2 separate regions of the Homo sapiens genome follow, and region 2 is linked to region 1. Evidence: chromatin loops called from intact Hi-C (ENCODE). Cell type or tissue: ascending aorta. All regions are shown on one strand. Region 1 overlaps AUTS2 (activator of transcription and developmental regulator AUTS2). Region 2 overlaps AUTS2 (activator of transcription and developmental regulator AUTS2).

Evidence for each region. Peaks named below come from ENCODE experiments on the same cell type or tissue, not always from the same donor. Only the 100,000 strongest peaks of a DNase experiment are listed, where the experiment ranks them.
Region 2: a loop joins it to region 1, with 4 times the contacts of the local background. A loop is called at or near these places in 4 of 110 quality-filtered maps.

Annotation. Positions count from the first base shown.
Region 1 is chr7:70,379,461-70,381,960 of GRCh38, reverse strand. The region is part of intron 4 of AUTS2 (activator of transcription and developmental regulator AUTS2); the gene reads right to left. Among named protein-coding and RNA genes, the nearest start is that of GALNT17, 750 kb to the left of the region's middle. In ascending aorta, no CTCF peak of the experiment used is centred here; a DNase peak (open chromatin) is centred at 1,440; H3K4me3 peaks cover 584 bases; H3K27ac peaks cover 1,830 bases.
Region 2 is chr7:70,692,585-70,695,084 of GRCh38, reverse strand. The region is part of intron 5 of AUTS2 (activator of transcription and developmental regulator AUTS2); the gene reads right to left. Among named protein-coding and RNA genes, the nearest start is that of GALNT17, 440 kb to the left of the region's middle. RefSeq lists silencers at 270-449, 550-889, 900-1,259, 1,350-1,399. In ascending aorta, no CTCF peak of the experiment used is centred here; DNase peaks (open chromatin) are centred at 124, 504 and 1,234; H3K4me3 peaks cover 1,800 bases; H3K27ac peaks cover 2,064 bases.

The sequences.
Region 1 (2,500 bases):
CTGTGTATCACCCACCTATAAAACAGTGCTTGGTATACGGTATACACTCAAAAAGTGTTTACTGACTGAATAAAGAAATAACAACTTTGAAATTAAAGGATCAACGGGAGTGCAATATAAAAATAAAGGTAAAGAGAGCTGAAAACAGACCCTTGAGAATATTTAGCAGGTAGGAGCAGGAGGAAGTCAATGTGACAAAGGAGAAAGGAGAAGGAGCTTTAAGCTTATCGTTCTGCCATCTAGTCAAATTCTGACTCTGATTTTCTTTGGAAAATTTTCTAAAATTTTCTTAATGTCTGTTTTACCATATTTGTAACTGGAGGGTTAATGATCATAGAGGCTCCATTTAGGTCCACAATATTAAGAATCTTCAAATCCCTCATCATTGACTTAATTTTTATTATTAAAATTTTCTTACATTTGTGTCTAGGGCTAACGAATGATTTGCAAGTTTCCTGAATGCTGGGAAATTTTTCTCCCAAGGCTTGCTTAATGTTGTACTTTCTCATAAATTGTAGCTCCATAAATAAGTTGATTTGACTTTTTCCTTGAAGTATAGTTTGTACACAGGAAAACACACAGCTGTAAAGTGTACAGTTGGTTGAGTTTTGACAAATGTATGTACTGTGTTATCTACCTTCCAATCAAGATATAAGACATGTCCATGTTGGCTGGATTTTGATTTCTTCACTATTGCATTATTGGGAAGTCCACTTGGGCTATCATTATCCCTCTTCTTTATCTTGTGAATATCTCATTGGTGAAATAGCTATATAATCAGTAATTTTCAAATATATAATTCTAATGTTATTCTTAGTATTATTTCATCCTATTTCAGTGTTTTCCCCAGGTAATAGACTAATTCAACCAAAAGTGTTGGATGAGAGCAAATATTATTTATACGGTATCATTGCCAATATTTTTAACTTAAATGAAATCATGAATCTGACCATCTCCATAAGAGGTATTTATCCTATACTCTTCTATGTTAATGGATATCTGGCCATTTTAAGAGAAAACTACTTAATTCGTTTTTTAGCCAAAGATAAATGTGTTTGATAGCATATTTCTGAAAACAGGCTGTTCTATTTCAGGCTAGTTTTGAATATTTCTTTGGTTGGGTCATGAGACTGTGGCTTTTGAATTATTTGGAGCCAAACACCATTCAGCTGACTTTGGCTCCTCAGTGAGTAAGGGGAGCTCTGCTCCCTCCTGTTTTTAATCAGACACAATTTGATATTTACCCATTTCTGACACCTGGCTCTGAAAAAGCCCATGGTCGCCAGTTCAGACTAGGCGTTGTCCCTGGCCTTGATGGATCCTTTGGATTCGACAGTTTCTCCAAGTTCAAATTCTGTGGGGTCAGTTTGGCTCTGTTTTCCCCACCTTACAAGAAGCAGGCTTCCCAGTCATAAGCCCAGGCTGTGGACTGGGAGCCCTCCCCTGAGATCACAGCCACGGACGTGGTCCTGGCTCTGCCAGCGGAAAGGGGGACTGCTTTTGCGGTTACTGTCAGACGTCAATGCTGGAGGCTGGCTTCCAGGCAGTCTCCAGTACTCAATTTCTACCAAAATGAAATAAGAACCAACATATGCAGCTGAAATTACCAAAGTCTGCCCTTCTGATACTTAAACAATTCTACCTGCACTGAATTTTAAGCCCTTTTGGTCTCTATTTGAGCAAATATTCCAGTATTTGCACTAACTTTGTTTGATCCCAGAGCCACATTAATCAGAAAAGAGGAGAGAATGTCATTTGTGCCAAATACCTAAGTCCTTGCTCAAGTCAAATGTTACAATGAAAAAGTGAGTTTTATAGTACTGGATGCTGAAGAGCTCCAAGAAGACTGCAGCAAAGTCAATAAATCAAATAATCAATATATACTGATCAAACCACTTCAGACTCTTTGCTTAGTGTCAGTCATGTTTTGTACATGATGCATCCTCACCCTGGAGAATCTGGGTTTAAAAAGTTGACCTTGTTGTCTTCCTGACCATGATTTGCACCTGATCGAAATATTTTCTACTTCTAAGTCATTCCAACACAGCACAGTTATTTGCCTCTGGTACAGCAAATAAGCCAACCAAAAATTCTTAGCTCCTGTCTTTTGCTGAAGAAAACAATACCACATAAGACAATGGTAAAGGTGAAGTTCTTAGAACACTTCAAGTAAATGTCATAATAGACCAAGTCTGAAGATTAATAAATTCAGTCTCTTAGTGTAGGAATCCCCTTTACTTCCTTGTTGAGAGGATTTTCTAGCCTGTATTTGAATATTTCTGTTGACAGTTTACTAATTTTCAAGGCAGCCAGTCTACCAAGCTACAACTACATCTTTTATTCTGCACTGAAATGTGTCCTTCCAGAACCTACACACACAGAATGGCCTCAATTCTGTCCTCTGAAATGACACAAATTAAGTCTAATGATAGTTTTTCTTTCTTTCTTTTTTTTTTTTTGAGACGGATGCTCGCTCTGTCACCCAGGGTGGAGTGCAGTT
Region 2 (2,500 bases), 310 kb before region 1:
GAGGTAGGCAAGCGAGCCGCGCCCCGGGGGCTTCATTACCTGGTTGCAAAGGGTTAAACGGTCCGGTCAGCCCCAAGTTCATGGTTTGGTTCTTTAGCAGGGCTCCCGAAGGGCGATCGTCAAAGACCAGGGGGGAAACCACCAAAACACACGAAGAGAAAACGCCCAACTCTCGACCCGGCTCTGTCCACAAGAGTCTCTGGGCTCCTTCCTCGCCAAAGTCCGAGAGCGGAGGCGCCGAACCAGATCCGAACCGGGCAACAGCTTCGGGGCGACCGAGAGCCGGCGCCGCGCGCACACATCCAGCGCGGCCGAGGCCCCGGGCGGCGGGAGGAGCGCGCCCGCCGAGATCGCCCGGCCCGCGCTCGCCACTGTCTCCCCGCCGCTCCTGCGGCGCGCGGGGCCGCGCTGGCGCGGCGGGGGCTAACAAGGCGCGTCCCGGGCCGGCCGGCGGGAGGGCGAGGCGGAGAAGAGCGGCCTGAGCCGCCGCCGCGGCGCGCGGAGCTAAGAGCGAGGCGGCGGCGGCGGCGACAGGACAAAGGAGACCATGTGCGGAGGGAGGGAGGAGGGAGAGGGAGGAGGAGGAGGAGGGCGCGCGGCGGCTTCTCCCCGGCGGCCGCCCGGGGCTCCCCGACAGCCGGTCCCGCCTCTCCAGCCGCGCCGCGGGCTGCCTGGTCCTGGGCCCGCCGCGGTGCTGGAGGGAGCCGCTCCGGGAGTCTGGATTTTGTGCGGATCTCGCCGGCGCGCGGCCCAGGAGGCGCTGCAACGGCGGGGCGCGGGGCGGCGGCGCCTCTGGCCGGAGCTTGCGGGCTGGCGGGTGAGCGCCCGGGGCTGGCTGGGCTCCGGCCCGCGCTCGGCTTGCGGGCGCCTGCCTCTCCCGCCGGTTCACAGCTCAAGTGAACTCCATCGGCGGCCGCCGCGGGCTCCCTGGCTGGACGGTAGCAGGAGGGGGCGGCGGCTACGCGGGGGCCCCTTGCTCCGGACTTCGCTCCCCGACTGCGCCGAGCGCGCCTCCTCCAGACGCTCGCAGCTCTCGGAGCGGGACTTCCTCGGCGCGCCGAGCCCGAGCCGCCGGTGCCACCGCCCCTCCTCCGTCCCGCCCCGCGCGCCCCGCCCCTCGCCGCCCCTCCTCTCGTCCCCGGCGCCGGGTCGGCCCAGCGGAGGCGCGGTCCCCAGGCGCGACATCGACAGCTGTTGCTCCCCCCGCGGCTCGAGCCCTCGGCTCCCCCCGGCTGCCTTCCTTGCGGGCGGGCGCGGCGGAAACTGCACCGCTCCTCGCCCTCCCCGCAGTTGCCGCTTCCAAGATTGCGCCATGGCAGGGAAAGGCCACTAGGCCCGCAGCCTGGGGTTGAATTGCCACCAAGCCAGTCACATCTGCAAAGAGCAGGCTCTCTGGGCGGTTGTGAGGGCTCAGTGGTAAAGTCATGTATGTAAAAGGCCTGGCACATAGTAGGCGCTCAATACAAAATAATCATTGCATTGTGGAAAATGGAGACGGGGATCACGGTCTGGGTCTCAGACACAAAGGTCTTCACCTAACCTCCTTCCCCACCACAGCCGACTGACCGCAGTGTGCTCGGTTTGATGAATAACTTAAGAGCATGAACTGGCCACTTAGAAATCCTCTCCTCCCAGCTCCTCACACCCTCTGACACGTGCACACCCTGCATCCACAAAAGTGGAGCCTGTTGCTTCCCCTGGCATTCACCGAATGTAGGGAAAGAATGAAAGCAATGGCAAAGCCTCGCTACATGGGCAGCAGTTACGTCTATCATCCTAACATGTATCGTGTCTGTATCCCCTAGAGCACAGTGCAGTGCCCCCAGAGGGTGTGGGGGACTGAATGGCCAGAAATGAGGCACTCAGCAGATTCCCCTGAGCAACCCACTCCCACCAGAACGCACCCCGGGCGAGGAAACCCTCTGAAAACATCTGGAGTTTTAATTCCACACCTGCAGCTTGACAAGGTCCCTCCTTGGTGCAGAGGAAAAGCTGCTGCAATTTTCCTAGTACAAGAAAAAGAGCAAGCAAGCCCTAGGTTGCAACCGGTAGGGTTGTGGAGTACAGTGGGCACACCAAGGTGGGGTGAGAGGAAAACTTCAGTTCTAAGTCCCCTCCCAGTGCCACCGTTACCTGGAGTGTGGCTGGAGGAAGAGAGGAAGAGAACAGGGGTTGGGAGAGATGCACACCACATATGAATGACATGCAGACTGGTTTAAAGTAATGATGGCCACTCCTTGCCTCTTTGAAGTTGCATGTCTATCACTATTTGATTTCATGGCACTCTTGAAAAACCTCTCAAGTTAAAAAAAAAAAAAAAAGGTGGGGGTGCTTGCTGTATGGCATACTTCCCCCTCCTCTAGCCTCTAAGTTTGGAAATAAGAAGCCTTCTCTCTCTAGCTTCATCACCCCCTCCCCCAAACTGGTAGCACAATGTGGTGTTATACAAGTCTTTTTAAAAATATAGGTAACAGTGATTTTTCTCTACCACTGCCTCCTG